Regions from separate parts of the Homo sapiens genome. Here regions 2 and 3 are each linked to region 1. Evidence: chromatin contacts called from ENCODE Hi-C or POLR2A ChIA-PET data. All regions are on one chromosome and are shown on one strand. Each heading gives the region's core, a stretch centred on a gene start or an enhancer-like site at or near the end of the contact. The rest is flanking DNA. Distances are from core to core; before and after follow the strand shown.

Region 1 (3,877 bases), core at 564-3,063:
CCTTGGCCTCCCAAACTGCTGGATTACAGGTGTGAGCCACCGTGCCCGGCCCATTCTTACATGTTTAAGGCATCATAGGAATTTTAACATTGGATCTACAAGTTCCGTTTTAGAGTTTTGATTGGTACAATTGGTAATGTATTCTTTTTTCTTTTTTTTTTTTTTTTGAGACTGAGTCTCACTCTGTCACCCAGGCTGCAGTGCAGTGACACTATCTTGGTTCACTGCAACCTCTGCTTCCCGGTTCAAGGGATTCTCCTGCCTCAGCCTCCCGAGTAGTTGGGATTACAGGCGCCCGCCACCACGCCCGGCTAATTTTTTGTATTTTTAGTAGAGACGGGGTTTCACCGTGTTGGCCAGGCTGGTCTCAAACTCCTGACCTCAGGTGATCCACCCGCCTCGGCCTCCCAAAGTGCTGGGATTACAGGCATGAGCCACCGCGCCCGGCCAGAAGTCATCTTTATTATGTAGAGGTTTCCCCCTTGTACGAGATGGTTGTGTGTGAGTATGGATGAGTTTACGAAAGCAACTGACAGACCTGTGAAATAATGATGCCAATACAGGAAGGTCCAAGGTAAATGAAAGCCCGGTGAAATTCCTGGAGGCGCAACTCAGGGTGGGGTCTTGGGATGTCAGGAAAGAGGAAGGGAAGGCTGTAGGTCTGGGTGTTTTGTGAGCTATTTGCACCTGAGGATATATGAGTGAGACCCTCCGCCTTGTGCGAGCCGGCTTGCATGCGTCTGGCATACAGAAGCGCTCAGTGAATGTTGAATAAGTGAACAAATGAGTGAATCAACTAATTTTGGGAAGCTTCTTGTATGCCAAACAACCTGCTAGCACTTTTCATACATTATCTTTAATCCTCAGAACAACCCTGCCAGACAGGTATTTTGACCCCCATTTAACAGGCCAGGAAAGCTGAGGCTGGGAGAGGGGAGGTCCCCTTCCCTATTCAAACCTGGATCTTTGTGATTCCAGAAGTCGTCATTCACCGAAGGGACCAGATTCATTCACCCGTCAAGAATTTATTAAGCACATATTGCGCAGCGCAATGAACATAGTACAACCGCTCTCGATGGCATGGAACAGGCGGAATACTCCCGGAAGACCAGCTGGGCGGCTGGACTGCGGACAGCGAAAGGGGGGGGTTTCTGGCCCGCACCTTCAGGGAATGTAGCTGCCTCTGCCTCATAGTTATGGCTTTGGCTGAGAGAGCACAGCCAGATCGAGGTTGGAGCGCGGTCTAGGGCTCAGATATTACAAATATTGGCCGAAAGAGGGCGCGGTTCCGCAGCTAAAAGCTTGGCCAGGAGACCCTCCGTGCGCCGACTGGCCATCGATGCGCAGGCGCAGAGGACCCAAGGAGCGGCTTAATATTACCTTGCAGAGGGATAATTTGAGAAGAGAGGGCGTGGCTCCGAAAGCGACGCAAACATAGAGGCGTGGTTCAACCAAATCAACCCTCGCCTATTTGTCGCTGCCCCTGAGGGCGTGGTCTGGGTGCTGCTTCTCGGAATGAGGGCGGGCCGAATCGCGTTTTTCCTCCGCGTCGGAGGCGTCGCTTAGGGTGGGCCCTCGAATCGCCGTTCAGCGATTGGCCGCCTCGCTAATGGGTCGTGGCCAGACGGGCCATCCATCCCCAGTGCGGTCACTTCCTGTGGAGTTTCCCCATCCCTGGGAGGAGGGAGGAGGGGGAAGAAGACGAGGGGGAGGAGGGCGGTCGTCCGGGGTTAGGTTGAGGGGGGGCGTCGGTCCGTTCTGGGCGGGGGATGACTCACAGCCCATCCCATCTCCCCGACGCCGCCCGCCCGCGCAGTGCTAGCTCCATGGCTTAGCGGAGGAGGCGGCGGTGGCGAGCTGGGGGGAGGGGGGACTCTTATTTTGTTAGGGGGACCGGGCCGAGGCCCGACCGGCCTGGCAGGGCTCGCCCGGGGCCGGGCGTCATGTCTCATGCGGCCGAACCAGCTCGGGATGGCGTAGAGGCCAGCGCGGAGGGCCCTCGAGCCGTGTTCGTGCTGTTGGAGGAGCGCAGGCCGGCCGACTCGGCTCAGCTGCTCAGGTGCGGGGCCGCCTGGGGCTGGGAGTGCCGACTGGGGCTCCCAGGGGCCTGATCTCGGGGGCAGTGGGGGCCCCGGACTGGGATTGGAGGCCCTCGGCCTAGCCTTGGAGGACGTCGGGGCGCCCGTCTTGGGGGGGCACCTAAGGAATCCGGCAGTGGCCTGCTTGGATTGTGGCTTTATTAAAGGAGTCGTGGGAGTGCATTAAGCGGGGTCTGGGTCAGGTTTGGGGAGCCCTTGACTGCGTCTAGAGGGGCCTATTCTGGAGTATCCAGAAACTGGTCTGAGATAGCTGAACTTGGTAGACAGGGTCTCTGATTAGAGGCTGAATTCGGGGATTTTCAGTCGGACATGAGGGGAATGAATTTGAGGGGACACTGTCAGGTGAGGCACTGGTTTTAAGGGAATCCTAGAATCTTTTTTCCCTCAGTGTGGGAGAAGGGGTCCTGAGGGACAGAAGTGCTGTCTTGGGAGCTTGGTGCCTCTCAGTGACTGGTTGCTGTGTTTGGGGATAACATGAATCTGGAGGGATTTGGAGGTATCTCAGATATGCTGCCTGGGACCAGCCTTGTGAGTGCGTGTGAATGAACAAGAGAAGCAACATTCAGCAAGACTTGACCAGAATAATCCTTTCCCCTCTGCCCGCCTACCCAGCTGGGGCAGATCCCAAGGATAGTGGAAAAGCCCTCTTCCCACACCTGTTAAGGGCCTGAATGGAAGATAGACAGCCAGGCAGAGGGCGATGATGTTACCTCTTAGCTCAGAGGCCTCAGACCTTGTTTGGGAACCCAGAGGAGGCTCTTGTTCATGCTGCTACTCGCTCTAGCCTCTCAGCCCTTCCCACTCCCTAGCCCCACACCCCTTTTCTTTTTATCTTCTTTTCGATCTCCGAGCTCCTGGGGGTAATCTTGAATCTGTCCATAGAGCTGGAACGAGTACAGATTGCACCATCCCTGCCTGGGTGGATCCCCTCTGGCCTCTTCTCATCCTTACTTTCATCAATGGGCTTTGGAGCCCCAGCCCTCCCTGCTCACCCCAGTGCCCATCTCTTCCAACTTCTGTGCAATGGGTGTGTGAGCCCTGGGTGGGGGGGGGTCTTTGCCTCCTTTGTGCCTGGGATTGTGCTGAGCTCAGTGGCTCGCCCGAGCTTCCTCTTCCCAACTTCCTGGGTGGTTTTAGGGCTCCATCTGAGGGTGAGGAGAGGAAGGAAGACAGATCCTTGGGGAGGGGAGAGGATTCTTGTCAAGTGAAGTCACCAGCAATCTCTCAGCATTCTAAATGTTTAGCTAAATTGAAGGATGCATATTCATCCACGTGTGTGTTAACTGTCCCTTGCTCTCTGGGGCTGAGCAGAGCCTTTCTGTATATCGATTCACCATCTTCTAATTCCTCTGTAACAACCTAGATCATCGCAGTAGTGGACATAGTTAAAGGGATGGGTGTATATGGCTTCTTATTTTGTGCGCCAGTGGGTGTTAGTGTTGGGGGTGTGTGTGTGTTTTGATCTATCCAAAAAAACAGGAGAAGGCTGGGCAGGCTCCTCCGGTAAGAAAAGAATGCTTGTATAAAGTGGATCAACCACCCAAATTCTCCCTCTTGTAAATCCAGTCTGTTGGAGCGAGGGGAGCCTTTGATATTTCTATTTTATATTTAGGCATGTGTTGGCATCCCATGAACTCTGGCTGGGGCTGGGAGAAACTCATTTGTGAAATGGTAGATCTTTACGTCAAGTGAATTATTTCCAGTTCTCTTTGTGATGCATTCAGTTTGTGTTACAAGGGACTGTTATGCTGAGGGATGCCCCTACTTGCTCTGTGTGT
Region 2 (3,877 bases), core at 36-2,535, 190 kb before region 1:
ACATATTGAGCTGCTAGAGTTTTGAGAAGACTAGATTTTAGGAGGCTGCTGTTTTCAGAAGTTCCAAATGTCAGGGTCCCTGGGTATCAAGATCCCTGAATATCAAGACCACCTAGTTTCAAGCAATACAAAAATCAGACTCCCTAGATGTTGGCATCCTGGGTTTTTAGGGCCTCTGAACGGAGGAGTCTTCGTGCGTCAGGGTGACCAAATGCTGATGTCAGATTTTAGAATTCTGGGTTTTTTTGGCTGGGCGTGGTGGCTCACACCTGTAATCCCAGCACTTTGGGAGGCGGAGGCGGGCAGATCACTTGAGGTCAGGAGTTGGAGACCAGCCTGACCAACATGGTGAAACCCTGTCTCTGCTAAAAATACAAAAATTAGCCGGGCAAGGTGGCGCACGGCTGTAATACCAGCTACTTGGGAGGCTGAGGCAGGAGAATCACTTGAACCTGGGAGGCGGAGGCTGCAGTGAGCTGAGATCACCCCACTGCACTCCAGCCTAGGCGACAGAGCGAGACTCCATCTCGGAAAAGGAAAAAAAAAAAAAAGAATCCTGGGTTTTTTTAAGCCCCAGGTGTTTGGGGAACTGGAGTTTGAAGGATCCCAAGTATCTGGTCCAGGGATTTTTTGGAGTCCCCGAGTGCCAGGGTCCTGGGGTTTTACGCTCCCTGGTTCTTAGGGCACAGGTGTCTTAGGGTCTCCAGATAACAGGGTCTCAGGGAACTGATGTTAAGATTCCCCAGATTACAGGGTTCCGGGTCTTGAGGTTTCAAGGTTGTAACGTCTCAAGGTGTCTGGGTCCCAGAGCTTTGGGTGTACCAAATATCATGGTTAAAGGATTTGGGAGGCCTCTGATGTCGGTGTCAGGGAGGGCGGTGTGTGTGTGCGTGTGTGTGTGTGTGTGTGTGTGTGTGTGTGTGTGTGTAAGGGGGTGAGGGTCTTAGGATCCTGGAGTTGGAGCCCTGAATGTCAGGATCCCGGGTTTTAAGGTTCCCGGGAAACGGGGTCCTGGGCTTTAGAGTCCCGGATGTGGGCTTCGGGGGTGGGCGGGGGCTCTGTCCTTACGTGCCGGCCTGGCGCAGCGAATGGATGAGGATTCGGTCCGCCTCCTCCATGGTGGAGCCGTGTCGGAGTCGGGGGCTGGGTCCAGGACCGGGTCCGAGAAAGTGGGGAGCAGCTGTAGAAACCCTGCTCCGTGCTCGCGGTCCACAGAGTGTCACGGGTCGTGTGGGGAGAGTTGGAAAGTGTAGTTCTGTGAGCGAGCACGGCGCATGCCGGATGTGAGGCCTGGGGTGAGTGTGCACGGAGGTTGAGCTTGCAATAGCTGCTGGGAACTGTAGTTCTTCCACCTGCAGTCCAGTGGGCTCTTCCAAGGGAAAAAGGAACAACCCGTGTGGTGGGGAGTGGAGGGGCCGGACAGAAAGGGGCTTCCTGACTCATTCGTTTAAGGCGGCATTCATCTTCTAGGCTATAAAAGTGTACACATTAAGGGCAGAATTTTAACACAAAGCGACTACTTCCCTGTGTCTTAGTCTCCTCATCTGTAAAATGGGACTATTGACAGTACCTGCTTTTTAGGATTAAAACAGAATTAATTTATATAAAGCACGTTGTACTATGTGCCTGACACATAAGATAAGAAAGCACTATGTAAGTTATAGTTACTAGTGTCCATGCATTCAATAAATGCTTTAATATGATACACATTTGTACACTCCAAAGAATAATTACACAGCAAATATCTATGTAACCGGCTGGGTGCAGTGGCTCACGCCTGTAATCCCAGCACTTTGGGAGGCCGAGTCGGGTGGATCACCTGAGGTCAGGAGTTCGAGACCAGCCTGGCCAACATGGTGAAACCCCCTCTCTACTAAAATGAGAAAAATTAGCCAGGCATGGTGGCACATGCCTGTAGTCCCAGCTACTCGGGAGGCTTAGGCAGGAGAATCACTTGAACTGGGGAAGCGAAGGTGGCAGTGAGCTGAGATTGCGCCATTACACTCCAGCCTGGGCAACAGAGCGAGACTCCGTCTCTAAATAAATAAATAAAGCAAAAGAAATCTATGTAACCATTTCTTGAACAGCCGACGCGCACCTGCAATCCCAGCAGTTTTGGAGGCCAAGGCGGGAGGATCGCTTGAGGTCAGGAGTTTGAGACCGGCATGGGCAATACAGCAATACACCATCTCTTAAAAAAAAAAAAAAAATTGACACTTGTCCAAGCAGACGTCCCCAGCAGAGCCAGCCAGCATGACCGAGCGCCGCGTCCCCTTCTCGCTCCTGCGGGACCCCAGCTGGGACCCCTTCCGCGACTGGTACCCGCACAGTCGCCTCTTTGACCAGGCCTTCGGGCTGGTCGCAGTGGTTGGGCACCAGCTGCTGGCCCCGCTACGTGCGTCCCCTGCCCCCGCCGCGGTCGAGAGCCCCGCGGTGGCCGCGCCCGCCTACAGCTACGCGCTCAGCCGGCAGCTCAGCGGCGGGGTCTCGGAGAATCGGCCCACAGCGGACCGCTGGCGCGTATCCCTGGACATCAACTACTTCGCCTCCGACGAGCTGACGGTCAAGACCAAGGATGGCATGGTGGAGATCACCAGCAAGCACGAGGAGCGGCAGGACGAGCATGGCTACATCTCCCGATGCTTCACCCGGAAATACACGCTGCCCCCCGGTGTGGACCCCACCAAGGTCTCCTCCTCCCTGTCCCCTGAGGGCACACTGACCGTGGAGGCCCCCATGCCCAAGCTAGCCACGCAGTCCAACGAGATCACCTTGGAGTCACGGGCCCAGCTTGGGGGCCTAGGAGCTGCGAAATCCGACCAGTCTGCAGCCAAGTAAAAGCCTTAGCCCGGATGCCCACCCCGGCCGCCGCCACTAGCCGTGCCCCCGCACCCACCTGTGTGTTCTTTTGATAGGTTTATCTTCTGTTGTTCTCAAATAAAGTTCGAAGCAACCCAAAATTTAAAAAAAAAATAGTTGGGCATGGTAGTGCACACCTGCAGTCCCAGCTACAGAGGCTGAGGTCAGAGGATCACTTGAGCACAGGAATTCAACGCTACTGTGAGCTATGATCACGCCACTGCACTCCAGCCTGGGTGACAGAGCAAGACCCTGTCTCTAAAAATAATAATAATTGATAATATTTGATCTTTTTTCCATAGAGATATTGCACATATATTAGGTTTTTCCTACATACTTCGAATTCCATATACTACTGGAAAATGACATCGTTTTTCTTATTTTAGTTTGACTGTTTGCTGCAGGTATATATTTGGTAAATATTTCATCTGTTGCCAGGCTCTGGCCCACAAACGTCCCATTTGCACCCCCACCGCCACCCTCCCATACAACACTGTTATTGCCCCGCCCTGCGGCCTTAATCCCTCCAAAGCTGGGGGAAGAGAGGGGGGTTGTGTGCAGATGGCCCTTCAATCTCGAAAGAAAGATGTCGGAATCTGAAGGCGGGAAAGGTGAGAGAATCCTTCCATCCCTGCAGACCCTTGGAGCAAGGTAGAGCCCCTCTGACCCACCCATTGCCCACCCAGACCCCACCCCCAGAGAGCCTCTAGGGGACAAGAACCACATCACCCTGTTCCCCATCCCAGCCAGCCCCAAACAGCCTCTCTGCCACCAGAGCCCTAACGCTCAGCCTGACCCAGACACCACCCCCCATGGCCTCTCAGCCTCATCCACAGCCTTAGTTCCCAAAGGAAACCCAACCTCAATCCTGGCTCTGACCCCTATCCAAACGCCCACCTGAAACCTAACACAAACTCTACCAGCCAGAAGGCAAACCCCTGTTAGAGTCTAAACCCCACCCCAGATACAGACCTAAAGTGACCTAACCTCAACCTCAACCCCGGGATGTCAATACTGT
Region 3 (3,877 bases), core at 1,378-3,877, 160 kb before region 1:
CAGGAGGCGGAGGTTGCAGTGAACTGAGATTGCACCACTGCACTCCAGCCTGGGCAACAGAGTGAGACTCTGTCTCAAAAACAAAACAAAACAAAACTACTGAGATGCTGTTTTTCATCTTTCAGGGTGGTGAGTATCAAAAAGTTTGATAATGTTCCATACTGGCAGGTTGGCCAGAAACAAGCGTTCTCATAAATCGCTTGTGGAAGTTTCATTGGTATAACCTGTGTAGAAGGCAACTGGGCAAAATCTAGAAAAATAAATTCATTTACTGTTTTGTTCAGCTTCATACTTCTAGGAATTTCTTACAGGTAGACTCATATATGTGCTAAAAGGTGTATGTATAAGATGATACACTACCAGGCTGTTTATTTTTTTATTTTATTTGAGATGGAGTCTCAAAAGGTACAAAGGGGTATAAAGTGAAAAGTTTCCCTACCCTCTGGAAGCAAATAGTATTATCAGGTATCTTTCACAGACATACAAGATGGTGTGCTGAAAAAAAAAAGATGGTGTACTGATAAGTTAGCACAGTGGCTAAGAGTAACAGGTGCTGGAGCCAGACTTCCTGGGTTCATATCCTGGTTCTACCAATTTACCAGCTGTGTGAACTTAGGAAAATTCCTCTCCGCCTCTTAGTTTATTCAGCTGTAAAACAAAGATAGTTGTCGTACCTGTCACATAGGGTTACAGTAAGAATTTAAGTGAGTAATACAGGCAAAGTTCTCTAAAGAGTACTTGACAGAAAACAGCCACAATTTAAATGTTAGCTATTCTCTGTCTGATATAACCCTTCTCTTCTCTTTGTACACAATTACCACACAGTTTGACATCTTGCATTTTTTACTTAACTAAATATCTTGGCAATCATTCCATAGTTCCATGTTATTATAATGACAGCGGCATAGTATCAGAGTTTATTTAAACAGGCTACCAACAATGAGCACTTTGGGAGTGTCCATTCTTTATCCTATTATAAACAGCCCTGGCCTGGCCCAGTGGCTCACACCTGTAATCCCAGCACTTTGGGAGGCCGAGGCAGGCAGATCACATGAGGTCAGGAGTTCATGACCACCCTAGCCAATATGGCGAAACCCCATCTCTACTAAAACTACAAAAAAAAAAAAAAAAATTAGATGGGCGTGGTGGTGAATGCCTGTAATCTCAGCTACTCAGGGAGGGTGAGGCAGGGAGAATTGCTTGAACCCGGGAGGCGGAGGTTGCAGTAAGCGGAGATCATGCCACTGCACTCCAGCCTGGGCAACAGAGTGAGACTCCGTCTCAAAAAAAAATAAAAAATAAACAGCCCAGTCATGTATTATCTTATACATATATCTTTTAGCACATGTATGAGTCTATCTGTAAGATGAATTCCTAGAAGTATGAAGGTGAACCAAACAGTAAATGAATTTGTTATTTTTTTTTTTTAGATTTTGCCCGATTGCCTTCTACACGTTATACCAATGAAACTTCCACAGGCGATTTATGAGAACGCTTGTTTCTGGCCAACCTACCAATACGGAACGTTATCAAACTTTTTGATACTCACCACCCTGAAAGATGAAAAACAGTATCTCAGTATTTTTGTTTGCTTGTTTGTTTTTGAGATGGAGTCTCGCTCTGTTGCCCAGGCTGGAGTGCAGTGGTGCAATCTCGCCTCAGTGCAACCTCCGCCTCCTGGGTTCAAGCAATTCTCCTGCCTCAGCCTCCCAAGTGGCTGGGATTACAGGCGCCTGCCACCACAGCCAGCTAATTTTTGTATTTTTAATAGAGATGGGGTTTCACTATGTTGGCCAGGCTAGTCTCAAACTCCTGACTTCAAGTGATCCACTGTCCACTTCGGCCTCCCAAAGTGCTGGGATTACAGGCATGAGCCACTGCGCCTGGCCGAAGTTGAGCATCTTAAGCCCCAACTGTATTTTGGATTTTGCATCATAGCCATCACTGTTGACCTTGATGGGCCTAGTTTTAGTCGCAGGAAGGAGGGTTATTCCAATTAAGAGAGAGCTAAGGAATAAATAGGTAAAGTGGTAGAGTTCGAGTAGGCATTAATTTGACAAAGAGGAAGAAAGAAATAAGGGAGATGGCTAGATGGGGGCAGGAGTTTCAGGGTGTGCTTAAAATGCAGACTATGAAAAAGGAACCTGGAAGGCCTTGAACCGTGTTTAAACTGCAGGGACTCTGGGCACTGCCAGCTAGTAGCTGGCTGACCTTGTGAGAGTCACTTAAGCTCTCTGGGGAATTATTTTCCTCGTCTGTAAAAACGGCCTAATAGTCCCTACAACGTAGGACTTCTGTAAGCATTAAATGAGTGAACATGTTTAACAAACTCAGAAAAGAGCCTGGCAAAGTTGTCACACTGTAGGACCGAGCAGGGAGGTCTCCTCTCCCCGGCCCTCGACTTGTGTTTTCCCAACGCATATTCCCGCACGCTCTCACGGCTCCAGCCTCCGGGCCGGAATGGCTGCCGGTGAGACTGTGGTACAACCCGCTGTGCGCAGGCGCGTGGCGGGCAAGGAGGGGGCGCGAGGGGCGGGGCTGCAGCCGCCTGGGCTGTTCCAACGAGCGCGCGCCGCCCCCGCCGCGCCCCGCGCCGCCCTTGCTAGCCGAGCCTCCCGCCCCCTGCATTGCTGATGCTGCTGCTGGCGGACATGGACGTGGTGAATCAGGTACGCGCTCCAGCACCGTGGACAGAGCCCGCCGCCGCCCGGCTGCCTAGGCCGGGTCGCTCAGGCCAGCCGACTCTGGGAGGTGGTGGCCAGGGTCTGGCAGCGGAGACCCGGTCCCCGGCGCTGGGGATGGGGGTCTGCGGCAGGTGAAGGGGAGGAAGGGGGAGGTGGAGAAAAGGAGTGCGCTCTTTGCCGCAGCGAGGGCCGTCCTCACTGCCGCAGCGGGGGCCCCCGGAGCCCCGTTTATTACTGGCGACCGCGAGGGGAGGAATAGGGGCCTGGGGGCTGGAGTGAGGGCAAGGGACAAGGGGAGGGGAGAGTGGAAGGAAGATGGGGGGTGCTGCGGATAAGCTAGGAAATAGAGCGACAGAAGGTGTGGGGGCGGGGATGGGGGAGAGGGCTGGCACCCGCCCCTCCCAAACAGAGACTGTACCCCCATAGGCGACCACCCCTTCCCCCAGAGCACACCTAGGGGACAATCCGGTTTTACTCCTTCCAAAACCCCCAGCCTCCTCACCCCCAACACATAGCGACTGAAGCCGTGTCCCAGCCCTCCCCCACCTTAATCAGTCCAGACCCTCTCCGCCATGTCTCTCGTCTTTGCCACCTCAGAAACTCACCCCCAATCAGTCCCAACCCTTCCCCATCCCCATCACCTCAAATATCTACCGCCACCGCCGTCTAACACACCTTTACCCCTGCAGACCCTTCCCCCACCTGAGCCAAACCGACTCCTGCCCCGTTATGACTCACCTTCACCATCACAACCCCCCCACCCGAATGCACCCCACTCCATCCCCATTCTCTACCCGAACCCCTTCCCCATCCGACTCGCCTTTACGTTTCAAACCTGCTCCCCCTCCTTAACTAGTCCTGACCTCATCCCCATCTCCCTCACCCCCGACTTCCTCTGCCATCTGACTCACCATCTCTTCAGACCTTCCCACCAGTCCTTGGACCCTGGGGCTCACACCATCCCCAAGGTGTCACTTTCTCCTTCTCACCCTCTCCCCGAGGTCACATGCTCCATCCCCTGGGGTCATTGATGGGCAGCCTTGCCGCTCACCTCCCTGTACCTCCAACAACCCCACCCCTTCCCCACTGTTTCTCTCCTCAGCTGGTGGCTGGGGGTCAGTTCCGGGTGGTCAAGGAGCCCCTCGGCTTTGTGAAGGTGCTGCAATGGGTGAGTGTGGTCCGGGCTGTTGGGG

What was found. Hi-C counts contacts between places; a loop is a spot of excess contacts on that map. ChIA-PET counts read pairs that join two places held with the same protein, here RNA polymerase II (POLR2A). Pooled maps may share reads with other maps.
Region 2: a loop to region 1 is called in a pooled map, with 5 times the contacts of the local background. The contact joins the promoter of CCDC22 here to the promoter of TFE3 in region 1. A Hi-C loop is called at or near these places in 5 of 50 pooled maps. POLR2A ChIA-PET finds 5 or more read pairs at or near these places in 2 of 52 experiments (activated CD8-positive, alpha-beta memory T cell and naive thymus-derived CD8-positive, alpha-beta T cell).
Region 3: a pooled map shows a loop between it and region 1 (9-fold over the local background). The contact joins the promoter of SYP here to the promoter of TFE3 in region 1. A Hi-C loop is called at or near these places in 1 of 168 maps with a recorded cell type or tissue (naive thymus-derived CD4-positive, alpha-beta T cell), 1 of 37 single-sample maps with no recorded cell type and 14 of 50 pooled maps. POLR2A ChIA-PET finds 5 or more read pairs at or near these places in 5 of 52 experiments (BJ, Caco-2, HEK293 and 2 more).

Annotation. Positions count from the first base shown.
Region 1 is chrX:49,041,293-49,045,169 of GRCh38, reverse strand. TFE3 (transcription factor binding to IGHM enhancer 3) reads left to right here and starts at 1,813. Exons shown (of 10, transcript NM_006521.6): 1 at 1,813-2,059. The coding sequence starts at 1,944. RefSeq lists a silencer at 1,843-2,082 and an enhancer at 1,624-2,487.
Region 2 is chrX:49,232,878-49,236,754 of GRCh38, reverse strand. CCDC22 (CCC complex scaffolding subunit CCDC22) reads right to left here and starts at 1,285. Exons shown (of 17, transcript NM_014008.5): 1 at 1,069-1,285. The coding sequence starts at 1,118. It overlaps CACNA1F (calcium voltage-gated channel subunit alpha1 F), which reads left to right and starts at 3,415. Exons shown (of 48, transcript NM_001256789.3): 1 at 3,415-3,470. The coding sequence starts at 3,446. It also overlaps the pseudogene HSPB1P2.
Region 3 is chrX:49,198,943-49,202,819 of GRCh38, reverse strand. SYP (synaptophysin) reads left to right here and starts at 2,627. Exons shown (of 7, transcript NM_003179.3): 1 at 2,627-2,669; 2 at 3,787-3,852. The coding sequence starts at 2,634. It overlaps SYP-AS1 (SYP antisense RNA 1), which reads right to left. Exons shown (of 2, transcript NR_046649.1): 1 at 3,596-3,877; 2 at 366-648. RefSeq lists silencers at 2,435-2,674, 2,745-2,794.